3 separate regions of the Homo sapiens genome follow, and regions 2 and 3 are each linked to region 1. A link is a contact called in ENCODE Hi-C data. All regions are on one chromosome and are shown on one strand. Each heading gives the region's core, a stretch centred on a gene start or an enhancer-like site at or near the end of the contact. The rest is flanking DNA. Distances are from core to core; before and after follow the strand shown. Region 1 overlaps LOC105374021 (a long non-coding RNA gene). Region 2 holds the start of RDUR (RIG-I dependent antiviral response regulator RNA). Region 3 has its middle 120 kb from the start of RDUR.

Region 1 (2,766 bases), core at 96-2,595:
AAATGTCCCTAGAAAGTCATATACCAGTTAAACTCTGCCATTTTGCTTCTTAATGTGCATGATTGAGCCAACTCCTCCAAATCCTGACATCTTGTCAGGAAGCTATTGATCACCAGTTTCAGGTGTTTCTGTTTATTCGGAGACTGCCTTTCCCTGGCACTGACTGTGAACAATTATTATTTTAGAGAGACAGTTAACAACTGCCTGATCATCACCTGATGGTCACCTGACATTCCTGGTGTGTGTGTCAGGGAGTTGGGGAAGCCCTTTCCTGCTCTCTTCATGTCTGATTAGCTACCTACCGTAACAAGGGGTGGGGATGTAGGGATCATTAATGAATGTCAAGAGTCATACAGATAGTTTCCAAATCTCCAAATGTGTACCTACTTCATCTGTGACTCAAAACTATTATAATAAGCCCTTTTATGGCTTAAAATCAATAAACACAAGAATTTCATTTCAAAAAGGGTACACGCAACTCCTCCCAATATTTAAAGCTCCTCCCAAAGATAGTGAGGGAAGAGAGAGACCTTCTCATATTGTTTTACATTGTTTCATACTCAGTACCTATTTTAAGAAGAAACAAGGAAGTGAAACCAAAGGCAGGCAGCCCGGCACCAGGCACCAGACCCAAAACCAGACCCGAAACCAGGCCTGGGCCTGCCTAGTAGCTAAAAATCAACTCATGCCTTAGCAACCGATGTTATCCATAGATTCCAGACATTGTATGGAAGAACATTGTGAAACTCTCTGCTCTGTTCTGTTTCACTCTGACTACTGGTGCATGAAGCCCCTGTCATGTACCCCCTAGATTGCTCAAATCAGTCACGACCCTTTCATGTGAAATCTTTAGTGTTGTAAGCCCTTAAAAGGGACAGAAATTGTGCACTTGGGGAGCTCGGATTTTAAGATGGTAGCTTGCCGATGCTCCCAGCTGAATAAAGCCCTTCCTTCTACAACTTGGTGTCTGAGGGGTTTTGTCTGCGGCTTGTCCTGCTACAATAGCTCAAGAAAGCAAAGTTGGGCTGGGCACAGTGGCTCATGCCTGTAATCCCAGCATTTTGGGAGGCCGAGGTGGGTGAATCACGAGGTCAGGAGATCGAGACCATCCTGGCCAACATGGTGAAACCCCGTCTCTACTAAAATACAAAAAATTAGCCAGGCACTGTGGCACGCACCTGTAGTCCCAGCTGCTGCTACTCCAGAGCCTGAGGCAGGGGAATCGCTTGAACCTGGGAGGCAGAGGTTGCAGTGAGCCAAGATCACACCACTATACTCCAGCCTGGCGACAGAGTAGGATTCCACCTAAAAAAAAAAAAGAAGAAGAAGAAGAAGAAAGCAAAGACATTAATTGTTAGGCAATGAAGGCTGAGATAACAAAGGCAATTTTTTTTTGAGAACCTACACATTTGGAAAAACAGACATTTCAGATTCCCAGCCTAGTATATGTCTGGCAAATATGCCCTCCTGGGTAGTGAAGACCAGAAAATAAATTTGGGGATTACAAAGCCAAGTTTCTCAAGACACAAAAACAAGATGAAAGGAGAAGCTTATTATGGTTTTTCTCCTTATACCAAACCACACAAAGGACAGAGACAAGAAAAACAAGGACCATTTTTGGATGTTTAAAGATTAATTATCAATAGGTATAAAACAAGTCCACAAGGGACACAAATTTAAAGAACTAACTTTTAAAAATATTTTCTCTCCTTTAAATTTAGAAAGAAGGAAACACGAAAATGGAGTTTCACCACTCACCTGACTAGTCCTAAGGCAGAAACCCAAGGAGGATTACTGGTAAGAAATTTCTTAACTTTTTCTTTCTTTTTGCTGGCGTCTGTCAGTTTCCGTGGTTTCTGGCTGCAGCCTCGGGTGTGGGCAGAGTGATTTGCTATAATCCTGCCAAAGATACCAAAACTGTAGAGAAGTTCAAATTTTCCCCCGAATGTTGAAGTCTGAGTCTGCTGAAATGAATTGACAATAGACAGATTAACAGGAGAAAAGGGATACAGATTTATCAATGTGCACATGGACACGAGAGGTCTATGAATATGAGATTGAAAGAAGAGCCAAATGACAAAGTTTTTATATTTTATAGAAAGAAATTGAGGCTTGGAGCATGGTGACAGGTTATGGGTGAGAGATGGGGAAAAAAGACTTGGTGACAAAGGCTGTCTTTTTATGCAGTTGAAGCCTCGCAGGTAGCAGCCCTCAGAGTAGACAGTAGTCTTTGGTAAAAGTTTCACTGTCAGGACTTTGTAAGTGTTAACGTTTTCATCTCCTTTTCTTGTGAGTTAATTTTTCCAAGATCCAGATAAGAATACCTTAATAAAAAGCCTCTGCATTTGCTATTTACTTTACTAATGAAAGTTTTCTCTACAGATGCAAATCTCCCCCACAAAGGATAGCTTCCAGAGCCATACTTGTGTCTGCAGTCCTTCTGAATAGCCATTTCAAAATATGCCAGAGAATTATATTTCGAGATGGCATATTTTAATTTTATTCTCTCTATATGATTATTAATCACTTTTTATGTTTAAAAAATGAAAAGCAACATAACAAGATTGTAAGTAAATACATTTTAAAATCTTTTGGAATACAAAAACTTATAACTCAACTTTAAAAAAATTAATTTAAATTCATAAAATTTAATCATAACTTAAAGTTATGATTTAAACTTAAAGTTAAGTTTTAAAACTTAAAAATATCTGGCCAGGTGCGGTGGCTTACGCCTGTAATCCCAGCACTTTGGAAGGCCGAGGCAGG
Region 2 (2,766 bases), core at 167-2,666, 2.6 Mb before region 1:
TTGAGCCAGTTAGTTAAGCTCACCAGAGTCTTGATATCCTTATGTATAAAGCAGGGAATATAACATTCCCTACCTAGCCAATTGAGAGGATTGGATGAGAGCTGCACATTTTATGTGGAGTCCTAAATAAATACTGATCTCATTCTTTTCCCTAATCGTGGTTATGCCTCTCATACTCACTTTTCTTTTCCATTAAATGGAATAATATGCATCAAGGACCTCATGCAGTTCCTGAAATGCAGATGCTCATTCCACGTTTTTTTTCTCCTTTCTTCCTTCCGTTGTGGCCTGCTCAGTTCAGGACTGTGTTGCTTCTTGTCTGGACAATTGTTGCGGCTCCCGACATGGCTCTTGCTCCTGCTTCAGACATTTGGATTCACCGCATTCACTGCTGGTTGGTTTTTCTTCCTCATGTGTGCTCTGATTAGGACACCCTTCTGCTCAGAAGACTTCACTTATTCATCATTTCCAAGAAAATGAAGTAGGAAAACATGTGGACCAAGTTATCTTAGAGACATATGTGCCATGACTTTCTTACATGTGAGGTCTATTTTGGCCAAGTGGTACCATTCACTGTTCCTTCAACATGTCCTTACTTTTCTATTCTATTAACTTTCCTCCTGGGTCTAGGATTGACAACGATGCAGTCTCAATCTTTGAAATCTATTTCTACCATGATGCTTTCCCTGATTCTTTAAACATATGGGATTTCTCTCTGCTTTGGCCCCCAAAAGACTTTGCACCTCTCATGTTCACCTTAGTTCTCATTTTAGTGGTTATTTATTTACTTGTTCACACTTACCCATTCCTCCCTTCATGATACAATAAGGTTTTGAGCCTGTGTCTAATTAATATATCTATATTTTTAAGTAGCTAGTCTTGCAGGCCCTGAAAACCTTTTGGTTCAATTAAAATAGTTTAACTTTGATATACAGACCTATGCTTGAAAGTGAAAGTCTTATAGACAACAGAACCACTGTTTATGAGAAGAGAAAGAGAAAAGATAAGAGGAATAATAAGAAAAAAGGGCAGCTTCCTTGGGTTATGAGGTAATTATTGGAATTCGGTCAGAAAAGTAAGAAATAGAAATAAGTACGTGTCCCAAGAGAAGCAGCAATACCTAGGATTATGCTGACAGAGTGAGGGGGATTTAAAAGCAGTCTCCATTCTAATGCTTTTTAAATTCTCGGCATAGTGTAATGATTACTATTCCAAAACAGAAGATATGTTGGCAAACTGCCCTGTATTTGAAAATAGAGGAAATGCCCTGGAAAGAATGAGATGTGGTAAAGAGAGGAAATGACAATGTACTGAAAAGACTGGGCTGTAAGTCATCACAGCGGCGCCCTGAAACCCGATATGTCAGGCAAGCTGGTGGGATCCTGGGATCCCTCATGTAACGGCACTCATTCTGACAGAAGCAGAGATAAAACAGACTAAGTACACAGAGGAGTTTAAGGTTTCGTGAATGTAAGTGCTGAGTACAGAATGGTGCTCAATAAAAGCTTGTTAATTGATGGACCACAGGTTTGTGACAAGACTTCTCAGAGTCTGATTCTTTCAAGGTGGGATATAAGAGTAAGGTAAGCACCTCAGAAAATGCCTGGGGCAGGTCACTCAGTGTTGCTGGGACTGATGGTGTTGGCTTGGCTTGACTAGGATTTAATAATACAGATGTGCCTCAACTTATGAAGGAGTTAAGTCCCGATAAACCCATAGCAAACTTGAAATACCATGAGTTCAAAATGCATTTAATACACCTAACTGACTGAACATTATCGATTAGCCTGGCCTACCTTACTCATGCTCTGAACACTTACATTAGCCTACAGTTGGGCAAAATAATCTAACACAAAGCCTATTTTATAATAAAGTATTGAATATTACATGTACTTTATTGACTACTGCACTGAAAGTGAAAAACAGAATGATTGCATAGGTATGCAATCATTGAAGTATGGTTTCTACTGAACGCATGTTGCTTTCACACCATTGTTAAGTCGAACTAACACAAATCTTGGACGGTTTGTAGTCATATCTTACCCTTACATAAGCCACTTATTTCACAAACTTAAATCATAAGTAAGAACTTGGATATCATCCAAGAAGGCCTTTGAGTAGCCAAATTAAGTCCGATTAAAAAAGTTCTTTAAGATGAAAAATAGCAGTTTAACCCTGACCAGTCGTTTCTTCTGGTTAAGACAGCACACATCTATATGGTTGACAAAGTTTCATTTCATTATAAACTTGTCTAAAAAGAATAGTATTCAAAACACATTTTTAAGCATAACATAGAGCATTTACTGCTCCATTAGACACACTTTGAAAATCAGAAGGCAATCTCTGAGATGGTGTGGTTTTGGTGAATTCTGCTTAAGTTGCTTGGCATTCAGGTTTTGTGAGGGCTTGGGCTGTGATCGTCATCCCTCCAACAGCTTTGTGTGTCTGAGATTGAATATATACCCATAACTCAGGGAAAATTTGTTTACTCATCATTTTATCATCAAATACACCATTATAAGTTTAGCAAGCAAAGACCAAGAAAAAGGTTAAATTAATATTGATGTTTTAATTTAAATGCAAGATAAAAAAAATCTGGTTAACTTTATTCTCCTAAACAGTTGTTGATGCTTTTTGAACTCTAAAAATGAATTATTTGAAATGATGCCTTTAAAGCTTTCCTTTCTCTATTTCACTTTAGTTTCTACAAGTATATAGGCTTCTCTTTCTAAGAAGATTCAGAAATTATCTTTGAGGAAAACTTCA
Region 3 (2,766 bases), core at 69-2,568, 2.5 Mb before region 1:
TTGCAATTTCAAAAAGATTTAAGGAAGGCTCACTGAGTTGTGGCATTTGGCCAAAGACCCAAAGGAAGCAAGGGAGTGAGGCACACTGATGGCTTCTAGGGCAAAAGTGTTCTTGGTTGAGAGAACAGCAGTGCCAAAATCCTGAGGTGGGAGTGTGTCTGATGCATTGGAGAACAGAAAGAAGACAAGTGTGTTCAGTATAGAGTGGATGGGAGGGAGGAGAAAAGGTCAGGTACCTAACAGGGAGTCAGACTGCACAGGGTCTTTCAGCCATTGAAAGACCTTTGGTTTGGGAAGCCTTTAGGGAGGGGAGAGGGTAGAACAAAAGAAAGGCAGGATCTGGCCTACATTTATATGGGTCACTCTGGCCACTGTGTTGAGCATAGAGTTTGGGGGCAAAGTTCTGAAGGAAATCCTAAAAAGATATTTATTTGTTAATGGGAGTGGAGTTCATGATGTTTGGAGTTGAGAGTTGTATGAAGGGTGGGCAGGGTTGACAGCCTGCACAATATGGACTACACAGATTCCAAAGATGCCATGCCCATGGGCAAGCTGTTCATGGGTAACTCTGGTAATAAGGCCATGCTCTAGAAAGAGTACAACATGATGTCTGGTATGGGCTTGGGACCTGTGGGGCGGTACCTGCTGTCTGCTTTGGGGTTGAGGCAGTCAGTCCCTCAGAGGTCCTGTGCTACAGTTCGGATATTTGGCCCTCCAAGCTGCAGGTTGAAATCTGATCCCCAGTGTTGGAAGTGGGGCCTAATGAGACATGTTTGGGTCATGGAGGTGGATCCCTTACGAATGGTTTGGTGCTGTCCTCTCCGTAATGAGTGAGTTCCCTTCTCACTCTAGTAGTTCTCTGGAGAGCTGATTATTAAAAAGAGTCTGGCACCTCCTCTTCTCTCTCTCTTGCTTCCTCTTACCATGTATTCTGCCTGTGCCAGCTCCCTTTCCCTTTCTGCCATGAGTAGAGGCAGCTTGAGGCCCTCACCAGGTGCAGACGCTGGCTCCATGCTTCTTGTACAGTTTACAGAATTGTGAGCCAAGTAAACCGGTTTTCTTTATAAATTATCCAGCCTCAGGTATTCCTCTATAGCAAAACAAATGGACTAAGACCCCCCTGTGATTGGAGCAACTTGTTGAGGCTAGCTAGTAAAGGGGACAACTGCCCACGGAGGAGTTCTTTCTTCCTGAGTGAATGGGTCAGACTCGTTTTTAAAAAATTTCTGTGGTGCTCATGTCTGAGGGAATTTGAGCAAAATGTCATGGGCAGCAGACCACAGCTGGGTGGTTCCCACTAGAGAAATTCTACTTTATTCCTTCATTAGTACTAATGAAACTCACTCTGTGAAAGGAAATCACATGACGAGACCACAGCTGTTTCACCGAAAGTGCCACTAACTTGAGCTGTAAAGCTGTTCATAACCTTTAACCTGGAGCTGAGGCTTCAATAAAATAAGCCCCAAATAAACAACCAAAGAAGTAATTGCACAGACATGTTTCAAATTTAACACTGAGAATTTATAACCTAAAATGATCCAAGTGTTCAAGAAGAAAGTAATAGCTAAACAAATCACAAAAAAATATATATATAAAATAAGAAGATGGAATGCCACAGAGACATTAGAAATAAAATCTCTGGGGGTTCTTTTGGTGAAATGAAAAGTACCTAAGAGGGCCGGGCACGGTGACTCACGCCTGTAATCCCAGCACTTTGGGAGGCCGAGGCGAGTGGATCATGAGGTCAAGAGATCGAGACCATCCTGGCCAACACGGTGAAACCCGTCTCTACTAAAAATACAAAAATTAGCTGGACGTGGTGGCACATGCCTGTAGTCCCAGCTACTCAGGAGGCTGAGGCAGGAGAATCGCTTGAACTGGGAGGTGTAGGTTGCAGTGAGCGGAGATCACGCCACTGCACTCCACCCTGGTAACAGAGCCAGACTTCATCTCAAAAAAAAAAAAAAAAAAGTACATGAGATTATTTAGGTGAATAATGTAAAACAAAAAATTGAATGTTTGTATAATTATACCTATTATCTCAAATATGTGTACTCACTGGCAGATGGATTTAGAGAAATAGAGTTTATAAATGAATTTGGAGAAATAAAAATTGAGCTTAAACTCACGGGTTGTTTTATGTAAAGTGATTAGATTGTAAACATAAATATAAAAAATAAAGTCTTCAGAGGAGATGGGGGAGGTAGGCAGCTTCAGTGCAGAATAAGGCTGCTGACTCTCCGTCCTTATACACTACTTAGACTGTTAGTACTCTTCAGTAAAGTGTATTTATCTTTATTACTTTTCAAATAGAACAAGTTTACCTTTTATTATGAAAATAATGTATTATTATTATTTTAATTCAAAGAGTACAGGAACACTTAAAAGAGAAAGTACAACTAACCATGAATCTTACCATCTATGGTGATTCATATTTTAAATATCAGAAAAAAGGCACCTATGCCTCATCTTCCTCATTAATATGGCCTATTCACTATGTGCTGAGAAGACTAAGGAAGAAGCAGATAAGGCGAGAGCCCTTGATTATTAGCCTTGAAAGCCCACCAGAATAGGAGGGAATATTCCCAGGTTGCTGTGTACTTGGTCACTGATGACTCATCTCTGTCCCAAAGGCCATGTGCAGCTCTGTCAGCTCTATGAACAGCCCTACCACTGGATTTCAGAATGAAAGATTAGAAAGCCACCTTTGTGTGCCTTCTTTGTAAGCAAACTTATATATTTACATTGTGGAAAAGTGGTGCCAAG

What was found. Hi-C counts contacts between places; a loop is a spot of excess contacts on that map. Pooled maps may share reads with other maps.
Region 2: a loop to region 1 is called in a map with no recorded cell type, with 9 times the contacts of the local background. The contact joins the promoter of RDUR here to the enhancer-like site in region 1. A Hi-C loop is called at or near these places in 3 of 37 single-sample maps with no recorded cell type and 5 of 50 pooled maps.
Region 3: a loop to region 1 is called in a pooled map, with 16 times the contacts of the local background. The contact joins two enhancer-like sites. A Hi-C loop is called at or near these places in 3 of 37 single-sample maps with no recorded cell type and 4 of 50 pooled maps.

The regions. Positions count from the first base shown.
Region 1 is chr3:104,521,491-104,524,256 of GRCh38, forward strand. It overlaps LOC105374021 (a long non-coding RNA gene), which reads right to left. Exons shown (of 6, transcript XR_007096271.1): 4 at 1,759-1,899; 5 at 1,179-1,305. Among named protein-coding and RNA genes, the nearest start is that of ALCAM, 840 kb to the right of the region's middle. RefSeq lists enhancers at 295-574, 1,071-2,270. Within about 2 kb of position 1,346, at least 5 of the 41 ENCODE cell types and tissues checked have a DNase peak (open chromatin) inside an H3K27ac peak, as active enhancers do.
Region 2 is chr3:101,939,443-101,942,208 of GRCh38, forward strand. It overlaps RDUR (RIG-I dependent antiviral response regulator RNA), which reads left to right and starts at 1,417. Exons shown (of 4, transcript NR_026934.1): 1 at 1,417-1,583.
Region 3 is chr3:102,058,398-102,061,163 of GRCh38, forward strand. No RefSeq gene overlaps it. Among named protein-coding and RNA genes, the nearest start is that of RDUR, 120 kb to the left of the region's middle. Within about 2 kb of position 1,319, at least 3 of the 41 ENCODE cell types and tissues checked have a DNase peak (open chromatin) inside an H3K27ac peak, as active enhancers do.